Linked DNA regions of Homo sapiens: all the other regions are linked to region 3. Evidence: chromatin loops called from intact Hi-C (ENCODE). Cell type or tissue: CD14-positive monocyte. All regions are shown on one strand. Each heading gives the region's core, and the rest is flanking DNA. Links, peaks and the distances in the headings are about the cores only. Region 1 overlaps PTPN12 (protein tyrosine phosphatase non-receptor type 12). Region 2 has its middle 47 kb from the start of GSAP. Region 3 overlaps GSAP (gamma-secretase activating protein).

Region 1 (6,421 bases), core at 623-5,622, 160 kb after region 3:
TATCAGGCAATTACCACCTCAGACCTACTGAATCAGAAACTACTGGGATGAGGCCCAGCAATGTGGCCCTCCAGGTGATTCTGAAGCACACTCAAATTTGACAAACTGCTTTGCAATTTCAGGCAGATAAATTGACCTGGAATATGCAACTCTTTCTGATCTTTGATCTAGGAAAGGTTTTAAAGAAATAAATCTGAAGTAACAACATTTAAAGAGTTCCAGTAATTAGTTCAATAATAATAGTTAACATTTATTGAGCCATTTTATGTACTAGACCTTTTGCTGAGTAAAGGTTATTATCTCAGTTTTATAGATGAGACACAGAGAGGTTAAATATGTTAATTGTCACACAGCTAAGAAAGTACCAGATCCAGAATTTTAATTTATGTAGCTTACTATAAAGCTGACATTTTTTGGTGGGAAATAAGTTCCAACTTGTAGATACCTTTTTAAAGTACAAAACAAAGTTTTTACTTGTTTTATGGACCACTTTTGTATCTCTGATGGGCATGAAAATTGCTAAGAACACTATTGTAGATTTTTATTTTAATAGAGCATTCTCCATTTTAAACTTTAATTATAGAAAGCATTTTAAGAAATGGCATGCTAGGCTTTAAGAAAACTGGATAAATGAAAATCCAAACTTAAATAAGATAAATATTTGGACGCAAAAGTTCTCAAGGTTCATTATGAGAAATGTAGTCATTTCACATAAAAGCTTTGTTTTGCACATTTCTCAATAATGTAATTTGTCATGTAAAAGAAGAAAAGTCTGGAGTGGGCCAGGCATGGTGGCTTACACTTGTATTCCCCAGCACTTTGGAATGTTGAGGCAGGAGGATTGCTGGAGCCCAGGAGTTCGAGACCAGCCTCCGCAACATACATGGGGAGACCCCAGCCCTACAAAAAATAGTAATAATAATTAGCTGGGCATGGTGACATGAGCCTGTGGTTCCAGCCACTTTGGAGGCTGAGGCAGGAGGATCATTTGAACATGGGAGTTTGAAGCTATGGTGAGCCATGATCATGCCACTGCATTCCAGTTTAGACAACAGAGTGAGACTCCGTCTGTGAATGAGTGAATGAATGAATGAAAAAGAAAAAGCTTAGAGTGATTGTACCAGGCATTCCTGAGGTACATTCACATTTTATAATTAAACTCAACCACTCTTTGTACTAAATTTTTTCTCGCTGACATTGACCTAAGATATATTCCTTTCCCCTCTGTGTTTCTGCAACTATTTAAGTTGATATCCTTCTCTAAGTCAGATTCAAAATAATATTTTGAAATGCACTGATACTATAAGTATCTAAAAATACATCTTTTCAGATGCTTAATCTTTGAGCAGAGAAAATACAAACATTCTAATTAAATGTGCAAGATGCGTATATAAGTAACCATGAGGATCTTTGTTAATATGGAGTAACGACATCATAAACAATCTTTTCTACTGTCCTTTTTTATTTACGTTCAATTTTTTGAACAGGCAATACAGTCATACAATCCAAAAGATATGAAAAGACATAATAGTAATGTCTCATTCTCATCCGTTTCCCTTAGGTACCCATTTCCCTTCCCCACAGACACATACTTTGTTAATAGTTTTTCTTCCAGAGATGATATATGCATATGTACAAGCAAATGCAAATGTTTTTATTTCTTTTTAACACCAGTAGTAATATATTACATATATACATACTGCACTGTGTATATAATGTACACTATTGTTTCCTGCTTTTTACATTTATACTTAATATGTATTTTTCAGATACTGTCATCTTACTATATATAAAAAGCTAACTCATTTGTTTTTCAGCTCTCTCATATTTGATGGTATGAATAAAACAAATTTAGCCAGTTTTGTATTAAGAGGTTTCTTTGATTGTAGTTTTTTGCTGTTACTAACAATGCTGCAGTGGTTGGGCGCGTGGCTCACACCTGTAATCTCAGCACTTTGGAAGGCTGAGGCGGGTGGATCACCTAAGGTCAGGAGTTCAAGACCAGCCTGGATAACATAGTGAAACGCTGTCTCTACTAAAAATATGAAAATTAGCTGGACCTGGTGGCACGCATCTGTAATTCCAGCTACTCAGGAGGCTGAGGCACAAGAATTGCTTGAACCTGGGAAGCCGAGGTTGCAGTGGGCCGAGATCGCACCACTGCACTCCAGCCTGGGCAACAGAGTGAGATCCTGTCTCAAAACAAACAAACAAAGTGCTGTGGTATGTAACTTTGAATATAAATCATTTCATGTGTGTCCCATTTTTATCTGGAGGACAAAGTTGTAGAAGTACAATTCAGAGACAGGGTCTTGCATTGTTAAGCAGGCTGGTCTTGAACTCCTGGCTTCAAGCAGTCCTCCCAAAGTGCTAGGATTACAAGTGTGAGCCACCATGCTCGGCCCCCACTTGCTTTTGAATACAGTTTTTCCTCTGACACATGTATATATTTGGAGAACTCTATTACCACAGGAAATCACAAGAAATAGCATCATAAATGTGGGGAATTTTACTTTGACATTGTGCCAGTGCAGAATAAGATTCTAGTAAATCTTTATCATAAAGAAAAAAATGTATTCCTGTTGTAGGTCTCTAGTATTGTGATGATAAAATTTAGTCGTTTTTCAAAGAAAAAGAAAGGTTTATAGGCAGTTTTAGTTCCTTAAATATCAGTATCACAAGTAGCAAAAATTAATGAGAAAGTTAAATTTTATCAGATTTATTTTTCATTTTATTTGTATTTAATAATTTGTTGAATGGTAAAACCAGAATGCTTTTAATATGTCTTGAGGCCTGAAAGAAAGTTCCTTTGAAATTAAATTTCAGCAATGTAGTTGTGTAGAATTTGAACAATTCACAATACTGACTTTCAGTGCTTCTGAAAGCAGGAAGTGTATTACTGACACGCAGAAATATTCCAGCCCAAAGAACATCCCTACTGCCATATGTGGTAAGAATTTGTCACTAACCCACAAACTAGTTCTGTAATGCAGTGAATAAGCAGAATTGGTCTTTGTTGGACATTTCCAATTCAATATGAAAGAACTTTGTTTTGCAGTGTCTTGTAAGTAATTATTAGCTTATGCCTTGGGAGAAAGCCTGGCACATCATGGGTGCGTGCTCATGGTTTATTGAGAGAAGAAAATTCTTTTAGGCATGTTTTTAAAACTTGGTTATTGTGACCCTTAGTTAAAACACTGAAATTACTCGAATATGTTAAAGACTGAGTTAAATATTCTGACTCAGCTTATTAATGATATCTTTAAATTATATTACTTTTATTCTGTTTTCCCTCTTTGCTGCTCATGTGAAATAAATATGAATCTTATGTTTGCACTTATGCTATAAAAGAAATTATCCTTGGGGTTAATTATTAAGGGATGGGGAAATTAAGAGCTAAGAGACAGGAAAATGAGTTGTGAGGAATTGGGGTCACCAGATTTCATTAAAAATTTGAAAATATCACTGTTTCTCTAAACTTTAATTTTTATTTGTTGTATTTTAAGCGGTTAAGAAGATTGTCTACCAAATATAGAACAGAAAAGATATATCCCACAGCCACTGGAGAAAAAGAAGAAAATGTTAAAAAGAACAGATACAAGGACATACTGCCATGTAAGTTGGAAATGCCCTTGATAAAATACATAGAAATGCTAATTAGCCTTTTGTAACCTAACTAGTTTTATTCTTCCTGAGTTTCACTGTTAAGGAAGTAGTAATTAACCTATCTTTCAAAGTACATGGAAAGATAATAATTCATAATTGTGCTTTTTGTTTTTCCTTCTGATCCTAATTTTTGTTTAATTTTTTTCCTGTAAGTATCACAGTTGCTCTAATACTAAATTACTTTTAAATACTGTAAATCCAAGTGAAAATATCTTCTGTCAACTCTCTGTTCAAAGATGTTATTTCATTAAAATAATAGACAACTGAATACATTTTATAAAATGCTAACAATGTTGATTTTTCATATATCTATACATAAGAACCTTAATTGATTAATTATGCATGAGAAAATGAAGCATAGGATGACTCAAACATCTGTGTGTCTACTATTCTCAGCAGTCTGAATATGTGCCTCTAAGTATATGTCTTAGACTGATTGCATTACATTCTAATGATATTTTATTTATTTATTTATTTATTTATTTGTTTGTTTGTTTGTTTAGAGGTGGGGGTTCTCACTGTGTTCCCCAGGCTGGTCTCAAACTCCTGAGCTCATACGATCCTCCCACCTCAGCCTCCCCAAGTGTTGTGATTACAGGTGTGAGCCACTGCGCCCTGTCTGTATTCTTAAATAGCACAGTTTTCTGGCAAGATAACTTTAACTCTGAAAGTATACTTAAGGTGTGCCATCACTTTATCCAGTAAAAGCTATACGTCATACTTGCTATCTTTTAAAGCTGCCGTCGTTTTTCTTTCTTCATAAGTATTTTGAAATATCTACATTCCATCACATCATTTCCTCAATTCTTATTCAGTCTTAAAGGTTGTTCTCTCTAAAATGCCTTTAAAGTTCTTGGTGACTTTTTTTTTTTTTTTTGTGACAGTCTTGCTCTGTAGCCCAGGCTGGAGTGCGGTGGTGGGATCTTGGCTCACTGCAACCTCTGCCTCCCAGGTTCAAGCGACTCTTGTACCTTAGCCTCCTGAGAGCTGGGACAGCTCTAATACAGGTGCCTGCCACCATACCCAGCTAATTTTTTGTATTTTAGTAGAGACAGGGTTTCACCATGTTGCCCAGGGCCCAGTGGCTTTTTAATTGCCAGATTTGGTGGTCTTTTTTTACTGTTTATTCTAACAGGAAGAATATTGATTATTCAAGAATGTTGAACTATTTTGATGCCATTGATCAATCCCTATTTTTGAAATTTTCTTCTTCCATGATAACTCTTTTAAAACACCTCTTCCCTCTCATCTCTTTCCCTCTTTTCTCCACTAACTTCTTTGCCTCAATTTAATCCTTCATCCTTTTGTTGTTCTACATTATTATCAGCTGTGGGATATGTGGATAGCCTGTGTTGGCAGAATTAACAAGTGGCAACATAACATAATGGTATAGTGTTCTGATTCTGGAAGTTGAAATCCTGACTCCACCAGTTGCTAGCTATATGACCTTGGACTGATCCTCTCTGTGCCTTGGTTTTGTCATCCTTAAAATGGAGATTATAATAATACTTTTTAGGATTATTTGCACAATAGGTTAATATTAAATGCTTAAAAGTGTACCCAGTGGCCAGGCGCGGTGGCTCACGCCTATAATCCCAGCACTTTGGGAGGCCGAGACTGGTGGATCACGAGGTCAGGAGTTCGCGACCAGCCTGACCAACATGGTGAAACCCCATCTCTATCAAAAATACAAAAATTAGCCAGATGTGGTGGCACGTGCCTGTAATTCCAGCTACTCAGGAGGCTGAGGCAGGAGAATTGCCTGAACCCAGGAGGTGGAGGTTGCCATGAGCCGAGATTGCGCCATTGCATTCCAGCCTGGGCGACAGAGTAAGACTCTATCTCAAAAAAAAAAAAAACAAAAAAACAAAAAAAACCAGTGTACCTAGCACATAGTAACCAATCATTAAGCTTTTGCAAAATAACCAGTATACCTAGCACATAGTAACCAATCATTAAGCTTTTGCAAAATACACTCCACTTTTCTCACCTGTTGTCTTAGTCTGTTCAGGCTATTACAGAAATACCATAAACAGGGTTGCTTATTAATAACAGACATTTGTATCTTCAAATTCTAGAGACTGGGAAGTCCAAGATGAAGGCACCAGCAGATATGCTGTCTAGTGAAGGGTCACTCTGGCTCATAGATGGTGCCTTCTCACTGCACTTCACATGGTGGAAGGGGCAAACAAGCTCTCTCGGGCCTCTTTAGTAAAAGCTGGTAATCCCATTCACAAGGCATAATCTAATCATCTCCTAAAGGCCCTACCACTTAATACTGTTGCATTGGAATTTATGTTTTAACTTATGAATTTGGGAAGGACACAAATATTCAGACCATAGCACCAGTCTGCCTCAGAATAGGGGATGACATGGCTTTCTGGATACTTCGTATTAAGCAAGATAATTTTAAGGTGATCCTACATTGCTCTGGAATTATTCATGCACACATTCAAAGAGTTAGCCTGTCCACTTTCTTTTTCTGTCGTCTAGCCGTAGGTTTCTCTTTTCATATGATGTTTCATTTTCTTCTTTGTTTTTGAAACGGTGTCTTGCTCTGTTGCCCAGGCTGGAGTGCAGTGGTGCGATCTCCGCACACTATAACCTCTGCCTACCAGCTTCAAGCTATTTTCCTGCCTCAGCCTCCCAAGTAGCTGGGATTACAGGCACCCGCTGCCACATCCGGCTAATTTTTGTATTGTTAGTAGAGACGTGGTTTCACCATGTTGGCCAGGCTGCTCTCGAACTCCTAACG
Region 2 (6,421 bases), core at 802-5,801, 53 kb after region 3:
GTATTGTTCAATACAATATTACATATATTGAACCTTATATAACATTCAAATTTATTTAGAACTTATTACATGCACTAACTTTGTATAACATTTTTAACCTGTTTGGAATTGGTGTGAACTTCTCCAAAGGCATATCAAAAGCTCCGGAGCTTAGAAAATAAAATCTATCCTGGCCGAGCACGGTGGCTCACACCTGTCATCCCAACATTTGGGGAGGCTGAGGCAAGTGGATCACCTGAGGTCAGAAGTTCGAGACCAGCATGGTCAACATAGTGAAACCCCGTCTCTACTAAAAACACAAAAATTAGCCAAGCGTGGCGCTTGAACCAGAGAGGCAGAGGTTGCAGTGAGCCAAGATCGCGCCGCTGCACTCCAGCCTGGACGACAGAGTGAGACTTCGTCTCAAAAAAAAAAAAAAGAAAGAAAAAAGAAAAAAAGTCTCCTCCACAGCAACTTCCTCAGCATTTCAAACAACAATCAGGGACTTCTGTTGTTGTTGTTAAGGGCAGTCTTCTAGGCTTCAAGCACCAACAGATGTTCCTCCTTCATGGCCTTGAAGGTTGTCAGTTTGCATGTATCAGAAGTGCAAAGGTATATTAAAATAAAGAACAGCACATTTAGAATTAAGGAAAGTCTGGATCATTTAGTGTTCTGATTCCAGGTGACATCTGGCACCCATTACCGTACCCGTGCTTTACTCTGCATGGAGAGAAAGTGCTGGAGTGAAAGTCTGGCCCTGGAGGTGCAAGAAGGTGCCCTACTGTGCTGCTTCTGCCTGACAGAAGCCTTGAGGGGCTGAGGGTGTGGTTTTTGCATTCCTGTGGAGTGGTTCAGGCTGACCTCAACTGCATGAAGGACCTCTACACAATGAGTACAGACTAGGGTACTTGATGAATCTTTATGGTATGGATTTTGCTATTCAAACCAACCTGGAAATTTTCAGGAAGCTCAAGTCATTAATGGGTGGAAACAACCTGGAAACTGAGACGATGCTAGTCAATAAGGAAGAAAAGTGGAAAAGAGGGCATGCAGTTATTAGTGGAAAGCTGACAAACATGGGGACTGTCAAAATGTGTCCTCCACTCGAAACATCTCTTTTTTCAGGCAGTGCCTATTTTGTGGTCAGTAGGGAGGACGTGGGGTATATGCTAGAGAATGAAAAAAATTTAAAAGTTTATGGAGTAGGCCCAAGACACATACAGCAAGTATCTCTAGGCCACTGTTCAAAGGATTCCCGAAGTCCCCAGCTCACTCTCCTTAAGCCGTAAGTATGACTCTTCTGACATGCATGCAGCTTCTAGGTTTGTCAGGTGGCAGCACTTTGAAGCACTCTTTACCCACCTGCAGTAGGGCCCATGTGCGCTCAGTGTGCCTTTTCGGAGCTGGCACCTTGAACTGGACACTGTGCAAGCACCATTTGTTTGCCAATAAGCCTGACACGGGTGGTGACCTCTTTGCCATCCAGTGTTTAGATGAGCATCTGAGACATACTTTGGAGACTTTAAAACACTGGCCACTATAGGCAATTTTAGTAATAAGAAGAAGAATGCGCAAAATTGACACTATCTGGTTCCTCTTATTTGTCAATAAGCACCAGGAAAATTGTACAGGGCCCTCTTTGGAGCAAGGACTCTAAGTCTTTGTGTCAGAAAAGCTGCCTGGTTTCTGCAGAGCACAGTTGGCTAGAAAGGTTGGAGCATTAAACTTTCATCTAGAGTTAAAGTGAGGGGGAAGTATAATAAAAGTAGCTGTGAAGCCAGGGCCGGTAGCAAGTCATTCTGAAGAGAATGGGCTGAGGCGGCTGGAGAAGAGGCTGACACAAAACAATCAGCCTGTCGAAAGAGCTCAGGGGCTGGATGCAGTGTCTCACCCTGGTAATCCCAGAACTTTGGAAGGCTCAGGCAGGAGGATTGCTTGAGCCCAGGAGTTCTAGTTGCCAGCCTGGGCAACACAGGGAAACCCTGTGTCTACAAAAAAATTTGTAAAAAATTAACTGGTCATGGTGATGTGTGCCTGTAGTCCCAGCTACTCAGGAGGCTGAGATGGGAGGATTGCTTCAGACCAGCAGGTTGAGCCCCCAGTGAGCAGTAATCATGCCATGGCACTCCAGCCTGGGTGACAGAGACCCTGTCTAAAAAAAGAAAAGAAAACGCCAGGTGCAGTGGCTCACGCCTGTAATCCTACCACTTTGGGAGGCTGAGGTGGGCAGATCACCTGAGTTTGGGAGTTCAAGACCAGCCTGACCAACATGGAGAAACCCCGTCTCAACTAAAAATACAAAATTAGCCGGGCGTGGAGGCGCATGCCTGTAATCCCAGCTACTCAGGAGGCTGAGGCAGGAGAATCGCTTGAACCCAGGAGGTGGAGGTTGTGGTGAGCCGGGATTGCACCATTGCACTCCAGCCTGGGCAACAAGAGCAAAAACTCTGTCTCCAAAAAAAAAGAAAAGAAAGAAAAAGAGCTTAGGGACTTAACAACGTTAGAAGATTTCACCTGTGCCAAAATTATTTAGAGAATTTTAAATGTGACAATTGTCCTGGTATGAATACATTTACAGCAAAAAATAATCATAAAGATATAGTTTATCTCATATATTTGTTAAAATAGAGATTTGATTTTACTCTAAACAATCCTTGTAAATAATTTCTTTTCTGCTATACCATTGTGCTGTGTAGTGTGTCTCTGTATATCATCCCAGAAAGCTTAAATTGGCTTGATTTAATAGTAAAGAATTTTTTAATTAAAAAAATTTGAACTAACAATTGTCATAATTAATCTCATTTTAAAGTTAGTCCATGTTGAACTTTTCTGGACTATTTATGCATTGATTATTTTAGCATACATTTACAGAATGCCTACTGCGTGCCAGGCATTATAATAAGTGCTGAGGGAAAAAGATAAAGAAGACGCAGATCTTTCCTCTAGAAGGTCTCAGTCTAGAGAAAGACAGACAATTGCATTACAGAGCAGTGAAGAAGTTAAGATTTAGAGTAAGACGAAGTATGCAATGGTGTATGCATCAGAATACGCAACAGGCATAATGGGCTAACACCAAACCGGAGGAGTGGGTACAAATCAAGAAAGGAGATGGTCGCTGAGTAAAGGATGAATAAGAGTTTCCCACATGAAGTGAGGAAAGTCAGTCCAAGAAAGAGGGGCAGTATCTGCAGAGTTATGAAAGTGTGATGACAAAGCGAGGTGAGTATGGGGAAGTAAAATTGGTTCAGCATGACCAAGAACTTATATTGGGCTGGCACAATGACTCACGCCTGTAATCCCAGCACTTTGGGAGGCCAAGGCAGGCGGATCACCTAAGGTCAGAAGTTTGAGACCAGCCTGGGCAACATAGTGAAACCTTGTCTCTACTAAAAAATACAAAAATTAGCCAGGCATGGTGGTGAATGCCTGTAGTCTCAGCTACTTGGGAGGCTAAGGCACAAGACTCGCTTGAACCCAGGAGGTTGCAGTGAGCCGAGATCACGCCATTGCCCTCCAGCCTGGGCAACAGAGTAAGACTCCGTCTCAAAAAAAAAAAAAGTTATATTGAAGCGAGGAAGCATGCTGGCAGATAAGGCTAAACAGAAGGGCAGATGTCAGATGATGAAGAACCCTTTATGTCATGCTAAAGATTTGAATTTTGTTCTGAAGGCAGTGGGAATTCACTAAAGGTGTTTTAACAGAAGAAGGTCATGATCAGATTTGTGTTTTAGAAGGTCAATTTGTTGGCAGAATAGAGAATCAATATTGGAAACAGGGAAACCAGTTAGCAAGCTGGTGCAGAAACTCAGGTAAGAAATCACAATGGCCAGGTCTTTCTGGTCATGGTCATTATAAATGCTTGTGAAAATGTTTAATCTCCTTCACTGCAGTAAAATTCAGATTCAAACAAATAATACTCATTTTTATTTTTGAGTCCTAACATTTTAAGTTGAACTCTTCCCACCCTCTTGAAAGCAAAATATTCTGATAGTCTCGTCTCAATATTTAGCATATCTTTTTCTGAATCATAAAACCACCATTTGTTAAGAAGGTAACAAAAAAATGGGGATGTGGTTCTTTAAAATTACAGCAATTTCACATATCTGCACCATAATCTACTACACCTGTTCATACACCCACCTCCTGCCATTATTAATAGTCTTTTGCTTTTACAATTTTCCATTCAAACCTCATTTTTAAAAACTAGGGTGACCACCAAATTGGGCGAGTCACTTTTACAGTCAATTCTTCTGGTTAGTAGAATTTCAGTTCTCAGTTTTGTTTTTAAATAGTAAGAGTTATCCTAAGTGTCCAAAAATGTAGTTGAGTAGTATCATCATCTTTCTTAAGCGTATCAGAAGAAGGCAAGGAATTTTAACGCAATATTAATTCAAATTTAGGACTTGAGTTATGTACTATGATAGGTGTGATTGGAAGTAAAATGTACTCACAAATGTCAATTTGCCTAAGTTTGAATCAAATGGGAAAGGCATAACTCAATAGACGTTATGGAGATAAGTTGTAAACAATACTACATTAGTGGGAAACTTCTGCAAGTCTATTAAGTTCATTAAATGAGACATATTTAGGCATGCTTTTAACTTGAACCTTTTGTTTTCTCCATATGCCTTGACTTTAATGCTAAATTACTGTTGTCATAATAAATATTTATAAGTCTATTACCAGTGGCACTTAATGGTAAAACTAAGAAATGATGAGAAATAGAGTTTGGGAAATTCCTCACTCCACTAACAACTTCATAAGGAGAGATTCAGAATTTCCAAGACAGAAATTTGGGCCTTGGTTTATATAATAGATGAGTTCCTGTAATTTGCATTTACAGGAGAACTCCTGGAGATTACTTTGCTCAACTCCCTAATATTGAGAAAGTGAAGACTAGAGAATTTTCTGATGCAACCAGTGTGACAAAACTTATTGGTAACTGCCCTAGAATCTGGGACAGAGGTCTTCCCAAGCATCCCTGCCTTCTTTTCCAGGATCTTATAACCAATTTAGTTAAGGCGGAGAATTCCTCCTAGAGAAGGAATTCTTTTTTTATATAAAGTTAGTAATCATACTAACTTTATAAAATTATACTATAAAAAATATAAAAATTATACTGTATTTTCTATAAATTTTGACAATAATACCTCTATTTAGTATACCCATGGGAAAATACATTCAAGCAATTCATCCATCAAGTTTGAATTAAAAGAGTTTGGAGGTTGTGTGAGGACGTAACCTGAATTGATCAAAAGAGTTAAACCATAAATAATTTGGAAGATTTTTTTCTTGTAAATAGCAGTGAGACTAAGCTGACCATGTCTTGTTGCTCATAGACTTAGAGATCCCATTTTAATAACTGAATGGGGGTAATGGGTAATCAATCAGATGTCTAAGCTGAGTTGTTCTATCTTGCCTTGACTCAAGGGGGTCTAAAGCCCAGCCACTTCTAATTTGTGATTTTGGAAGTTCTAATTATGATATTACTTTAATTATTAAAAATTTCCAGCAAAGGGAAAGTGGAGGCCTTACAGGAAATTGCACCAGAGGCTTTCAGTGGAGCCCCAAATAGGAACATTCCCTGTCTCATCTTCTTCCATCAGTATGGACTGTAAAAAGAAGTGGGGAGATTATCATGCTAAGGACATGACATACAAGAGTCCTTGGACTTATTGAGAATCTTGGTCTCAACACACAATATTCAATTAAAATGGAGAAAGATTTGGCTGCTTAATGGTATTCATTTTCATATGGGCTGGGTGGGGTCCTCATGCCAAGGGAAGTCTAAGTTATAAAACAATTACTCAAGCTCTTGTGGCTGAGCCATTATTGTCCAAGAATCAGGCTATTCATTAAAGAAAAACTTACCTTTTGAGTCCTAGTCACACTAAAAATCCCTTTCATTAAAGTGGTGGCAACTCCTCGTCAATAAGGGAAGGGAACTGACATTTGTGCACCTGCAATATGTTTTGCATGTTTCCTCATTTTCACAATAGCTCTGTCAGACATGTATTACTGCACTTCACAAATGAAGGAACAAATTCTAAGAAAGGAAGAAAGTGACTCCAGGTCACTTTCAGAAGACTGATCTGTCTGAACTCCAGATGAGCTGTCTGAACTCAGAGTTCAAGTCCATTCCACCATACTCTGCTCTTTACCTGATATAAGAAGAGCCAGAGGATCCCAAAACCTCCATTCAGAGTGAAAATATATTGTAAAATCCCATATCCTTTGGGTGTGAAGACAGTTGGCCTTGCTATGATGCCATATTATGCCCTGTGCATTTTATCTGCAAAATCTGCTGGCTATACCAAACGGCCAGAAAATATCTCCAGCTATGATTAACTAACTCTAGGGTGGGTGCTTAACTAAGAAATGCAATTTGATTGCCAGGCGCGGTGGCTCACGCCTGTAATCCCAGCACTTTGGGAGGCTGAGG
Region 3 (6,421 bases), core at 967-5,966:
TTATAAGCAGTATCCACTTGAGATTTTTTCCTCCAATCTGACATTCTTAATCTTTTAATTGGGATATGTAGTCCATTTTTACATTCAATGTAATTACTAACATATTGGGTTGATATTTATCATATTACTATTTGTTTTCTACGTGTCTCACCTGTTTTACTACTCTTCTAAGTTTATTATTTCATTCTATTACCTATTGTCAGTTATATGTTTTTGCTATTCTTTTATTAGTTATACTAAAAGTTGTAACAGGCATCCTTGACTTATTATGTTTTAGTATTATGTGATGCAAAAAAAATCTGAAGCAACTGAAACTCTCATACATTGTTAATGGGAGTATAAATTGGAAAACTGGCAATATCTAGTGAAGCTGAACACATGACTCAGCAACTGCACTTGTACATATATCTTCAAAAGAAATATATACATATATTTAGCAAGGGACACATAAGAATGTCTATAGTACTGTGGTACATTATTGCCCAAACCAGAAACCCAAACTATCCATTAAGTGAAGAATGAATAAATTGTGTTATATCCAAACAGTGGAATAGTACAAAACAATGAATTAATATTCTGCAATAACACATGTGAAACTGAGCAAAAGAACCTTCCCCACCACCAAAAGAAGGTACAAATTGTATGTTTCAATTCATACACAAGTTTTCAATAATGGGCACAACTAATGTACAGTGTTAGATAAGTGACTGTTAGAAAGGAGCATGAAGGACTTCTGAGGTTCCATTAATGTTTTCCTTCCTGTTCTGAGTCTTAGTTGCATAAGTGTGTTTCACTTGGTGAAAATTAACTAAGCTGTGAACTTATAACTTGTGTCCTTGTCTATATGAAAGCCCTATTTTGCTGAAGGATATACAGACTCTTTACACAAAACATTTAACCTATAAGTTAACTGACCATCTTTCTTCTAAAATTTTAGGATATTTCTCCTAATTCTACAGTTAAAGGATTTAAACACTGGTAGATTCACCATTGTAATTATCACTAATTGGGCAGAAGTGTGTACTTTCCCAATTTCCTCAAAAGTTATCCAAAATTATGGCCGGCACAGTGGCTCACGCCTGTAATCCCAGCACTTTGGAAGGCTGAGGTAGATGGATCACTTGAGGCCAGGAATTCAAGAGCAGCCTGGTCAACATGGTGAAACCCAATCTCTACTAAAAAATACAGAAAATTAGCTGGGCACGGTGGTGCACACCTGTAATCCCAGCTACTCAGGAGGCTGAGACAGGAGAATCACTTGAACCCAGGAGGTGGAGGTTGCAATGAGCCGGGATTGAGCCATTGCACTTCAGACCAAGACTCTGCCTCCAAAAAAAAAAAAAAAAAAAAAAAAGAAAAGATAAATTGCTTAAATTTGACTCATTTTTCCCATACAGGAATAGTTTTTACATGTTAATTACATTGATTATGACAAATTCTAATATTCAGACAAAACATATGCAAACTATCTGTAACTCAGCAAATTTCTGTCTGTATTCCTAAAAGGAAAAGACAAGATAAAAAATAAGGATAATTGGTGAGCTGGACACCTGCACTGGAGCTGGAGGTGGGAAACATTTAGAGAGAGGAAGACCAGGTTTCACTGAGAACTTAGACATCATCCTGAGATCTCTCTTCCCCACCCCTCACAAGCAGCAGCTTAGTGGGTCTCCTAGGGGCAGGGCAAAGGGATAGGGCAAAGTGTTTTCTATACATGGGTATAAACGTTTGTCAGTATATTGACATGTATATGGAGCTGTCAGACTCACTTCACACTGAAGGATAATAAGGATAATAATTTGGTCTCTTAGGAGACTAGGATTTAAATAATCAGTTCATGGGCCAAGCATGATGACTCACGCCTGTAATCTCAGCACTCTGGGAGGCCAAGGTGGGAGGATGGCTTGAGCTCAGGAGTTCAAGACCAACCTGGGCAACACAGCAAAACCCTGTCTCTTAATAATAATAATAAGCTTATGGCTAAGTAGGCCTTCACAATTTAGAGAGTTCTCATTTCTATCTCATCTGCATTGTATAAGGTATTCCAGGCCTACTATACTTTTCAATGAGATAATGATACTTGACCAATATACAGTGAAAAGGTGGCGTAGACTGAACTCAAACCTAGAAAAAGGTAAACAGAACAATGGACTGAGTGTTCTGTATCAAGCTTACAATGAGAAAATGGGTAATTACTCAAAAGTCCTTTGAAAGGCAGATATTGTAGACATCTAAAGAGAATTTCAGTGAGTTTGTTCATCCTGTACACGACTCAAAACTTCTGGAATGCAATGTGTCAATATTTTGAGAAGTATTTTTTTTCTTTCAAGATTATAAGTATGCGAGGAGAGATCGTCGCAAAAGTACAGTTAAAAGGTTTCGGCTAAGATAAGAACTCCTTCACAAGAAATCTTGCTAAATCCAATTTACTTGCAAAAGCGTATCTATTTTCAGATTACTATAATACTAAGAGAAAAAATTCTCCAACAAACGCAGATTACAATAAATGACACATTTTTATCCCATTAAACTAGTGGTTCTCAACTCTGGCTGTCTTAAAATCATTAAGGGAGCTTTTAAAAGAACACTGATGCCCCAAGCCATACCCAGGATATTCTGATTTTATTGAGCTGGTGTGGAGCCCACTCTCTGGTGTACATGTATGTGTTTTAGATTCCCTGGGTGATTCTAATGTACAGCCAGGGTTAAGAACCATTGAACTACAAATGTACATTACATATTAAGCAATATTTGTTAGAGGGCATAACTTGGACCATCTTATAATATAACCATGGTAGACAGAGAGTTGAAAGAAATAAAAATAATGTTTTCATGGGAACATTAGGTAATAACTGCAGGGCTGAATACCCTGCAGTTAAGTACACAGTTCACATTTCAAGGACATGTGAAATAGACAAATTTGGTAATGTTGCAAATCCAGAGACCAATGTCTCACCACATACTATTAAGCCATCGGCTCTTCCTCCCTGGACGAGTTGCCCATGTCTTAACACACCCTTTTAAAAGAAGTATTCAGTAACCTCTTTGCTTATTCATTCTGACTCTTCTCCCAGTAGTTCATCACTGGAAAGTCCAGAGGAAGAAGTTTTGCAATTTCAAATGAGGAAATGTGGCTTAATTTCACAGTTTAGTATATTCAGTTCTCATGAATAAAACAATGTAGCATTTTGATAGATACTTGCATAGGTAAACCTATAAAAGAAACGAGAGTACCTAGATATTAAAGATATTGGCAAGGCATAGCTCTTGTAAAACAAAAGCTGGTTGGCCAGATATTCTCATTCGTTTCAATCTATTCTTTGTCAAACAAAAGTGATTTCACTTTACAGGAATAGGGGTTCTCAAATGTGTACATTTTATCCCAAACTGCTATGAGACAAAAATTAAAGTATTTGTCTTTCCAATGACCATATTTAAGGAGAAAAACGTCATTCAGCCTTATACAAAATTTTGAACTAGTTCCTAATACATACATCAAGAGGTGACAAAATATGATTATACCTATAACATTCCTATTCTGTAAATAATTCATATAAATCCTCAGGCTCAAGATGACCAGTTATTATAATTCCTAAACCTATGCAGTAAACATTATGTGATTTATATTTCATATTCTGAGTAAAATGAAGTTAAGAGAGAGATGAGAATTAGAAGAGGAGACTAGGAAAGAATTAGCGGAAAAAAAAGTAAAAAGGACAGATAGTGGCAAGAAAATAGTAAAAAAAAAAAAAAAAAAAAAGTGAAAACAATGTGATTAAGGTAACCCTCTGGCCCCCAAATCAATCTAGGAATACATAGGAGGCAACCAAAAAAAGTATTATTCTTGAATCAGTCACTTGGTAAAATATACCACTTCCCTGGCAAAGATTACAATATTTGAAAGACAAGTCAATCTGGTGTATCATAAATCCAAGACTAATAAAAGCAGGCAAGAAAATCTACATCCTTTCCAGTCTTAAATATTGACATTTAAATGTTAGAAAACTTACATATTGCAGATCTTATTTTCTTGAAGATGTGATCAATCCCAACAAGGGATTAAGCACGGGATACAAAAGTCAACATATAAGATCTATCTATTATAGTGCTATATACCAGCAATAGTTACAACATGTCATGTTTTTAAGTGTGCTAGTTATGAGAGCAACAAAAAAATAACCTAGGATGAAATCTAGCAAAACATGTGCAGAACCTTCATGGAGAAAATTCTAAGACTTATTAAGAGTCATTTAAAAAGATCTAAATAAATAATGAGCTGTATTTTGTTCATAGTTGGAAAGATCCAATATTGTAAAGATGCCAATTCTCCCCAAGCTGATCTATAGAGGCAATACAACTAAAGGAAATCCAAATCAACTTTTTTTGTAAAATCTGACAAGCAGATTCAAAAATATATATATGAAAAAGCAAAGGGCATACAATAGTTAAGACACTCGTGAAGAATACTAAGGTGAGGGGACTTACCCTACCAGTTATCAATACCTACCATAAAGCATAGTTATTAAGATGTTGTCATGGCCGGGCATGGTGGCTCACAACTGTAATCCCAGCACTTTGGGAGGCCGAGGTAGGCCGATCACCTGAGGTCAAGAGTTCAATACCAGCCTGACCAATATGGTGAAACTCTGTCTCTACTAAAAATATAAAAATTAGCTGGGCGTGGCAGCATATGCCCGTAATCCCAGCTACTTGGGAGGCTGAGGCAGGAGAATCGCTTGAACCCGGGAGGTGGAGGTTGCAGTGAGCTGAGATTGTGCCACTGCACTCCAGCTGGGTGACAGAGCTTGACTCTCAAAAGAAAGTTGTCAAGTTGAGATAATGAAACAAAATGAACTCAGAAAAGGAGACCTACATAAGGAAGCTTGATGTGACAGAAGTGGTTTTGTTGTGAGAACTAAAAGGACTGTTTGATTGATAATATTGAAACAATTAGCTATTAATTTTTTTAAAAAAAATTGGACTCCTATAAATCACATAAAAATAAATTCTAGGTGGATTAAAATCAAAAGGTGAAAAAGTCATAAAGCTTCCAAAAGTTAATACTAAAAATGTCTTCACGACTTCAAAACAGGGAGGATTTAAGAGATCCAAAAAGGAACAAACTATAAAGAAAAACTCCTAATTTAGACTACATTAAAATTAAGAACTCCTGTTTATCAAAGGCACCATCACAAACCGAAACAGAAGTGACAGATTGAGAGAAAAATATTTGCAACACGTGATAAAGAACTATAATCCCAAAAACATAACCCCTAAAATAATCAATTAAAAAAAATAGGAAAGTGGACAAAAGGATGAATAGACATTTCACAGGCAGGGAGATTCAAGTGGCCAGTAAATACATAGAGATGCTCAACCTCGGAGCACAATGAAATAATTAATCCTACCAGTTTGACAAAAAAAAAAAAAAAAAAATTAAATTTTGAGCTGTCACGGGCTTGTGAGGATAGTGAGTATCAGAAACATTTCCACACCACAAATCAGAGTGTTAATAAGTACAACACTCTGGAAAACAATTTGGCACTGCCCAGGAAAGACGAAGATGTGCACAGCCTATGACTTAGCAACTCTACTTTTAGACGTACATTCTAGAGAAACATATGCCTGTGTGCACCAGGTGGTTAGTAAGAGTACTGACCATACAGCAAACCCCAGAAACCCCCCAAAAGCCACCCACTGGAAAAATAAGTTGGGTTCCCCAGGATGCACTCTGAGACAGAGTTTAGTACCCAGTATGTTCATCAGGGAGTGCTCAGGAAAGTGGGATTAACACCCTTAAGAGGAAGGAGAAGGAAGCAAGTCCTGGTAGGTGAGAAGTCCAGTAGCAACGCAGGCCCAATATCCTCAGGTGACCTTGGGTCCCTCAAAGAGGAAGCTTCGGAACTGAAATGGAGTTGTCCCATGTTCAGTCAAAATGGCCAGGCCTTTAAAGCCCACTCAGTTTCACGTGGTCCATACCCAAAAGGAAGTGAAGTTGGGTAGGGCAGCCCTCTTGGCAGGCAATCCCTGAAGGGGCTGACAGCTGAAGACTGCCTGCTGACTATACTCACAGCACCTGGGACAAGCTGTTCTTTGAAAGGAAAATCTAAGGGGTGCATCTCCATGTCCACCATCGTGTTGAATTCACACTATGGAACACTATATAGCATTAATTAATACAAATTAATAACCTGCAGCTAGCCAGTCAATATGGGTAAATCTCACAATATTGAGAAGGAAAATAAGCAAAAGGAATGCATACAGTATGTTTAAAGTTCACAGGCAAGCAAAATGAAATATTTTGCCCATACATATAGGCTAAAACTACAAATAAAGTCAAAGTAATGTTAAAATATAAAAATGTAAATGGTTGCCAACCTAGGAGGTGAGGATGAGAGAAAGAAATAGAATCAGAAAGGAG

Evidence for each region. A loop is a pair of places that touch in the nucleus more often than their neighbours do. Peaks named below come from ENCODE experiments on the same cell type or tissue, not always from the same donor. Only the 100,000 strongest peaks of a DNase experiment are listed, where the experiment ranks them.
Region 1: it touches region 3 in a loop (2.1-fold over the local background); 3 of 110 quality-filtered maps call a loop at or near these places.
Region 2: a loop joins it to region 3, with 2.1 times the contacts of the local background. A loop is called at or near these places in 6 of 110 quality-filtered maps.

Annotation. Positions count from the first base shown.
Region 1 is chr7:77,567,572-77,573,992 of GRCh38, forward strand. PTPN12 (protein tyrosine phosphatase non-receptor type 12) reads left to right here. Exons shown (of 18, transcript NM_002835.4): 2 at 3,507-3,615. Among named protein-coding and RNA genes, the nearest start is that of PTPN12, 33 kb to the left of the region's middle. In CD14-positive monocyte, for the core only: no CTCF peak of the experiment used is centred there; DNase peaks (open chromatin) are centred at 2,450, 2,940 and 4,450; H3K4me3 peaks cover 661 bases; H3K27ac peaks cover 4,480 bases.
Region 2 is chr7:77,460,630-77,467,050 of GRCh38, forward strand. It overlaps the pseudogene GCNT1P5. Among named protein-coding and RNA genes, the nearest start is that of GSAP, 47 kb to the left of the region's middle. RefSeq lists a silencer at 3,180-3,259. In CD14-positive monocyte, for the core only: no CTCF peak of the experiment used is centred there; a DNase peak (open chromatin) is centred at 3,192; H3K4me3 peaks cover 279 bases; H3K27ac peaks cover 1,763 bases.
Region 3 is chr7:77,407,360-77,413,780 of GRCh38, forward strand. All of the region lies in intron 1 of GSAP (gamma-secretase activating protein), which reads right to left. Among named protein-coding and RNA genes, the nearest start is that of GSAP, 5.8 kb to the right of the region's middle. In CD14-positive monocyte, for the core only: no CTCF peak of the experiment used is centred there; DNase peaks (open chromatin) are centred at 1,852, 3,002 and 5,932; H3K4me3 peaks cover 3,747 bases; H3K27ac peaks cover 5,000 bases.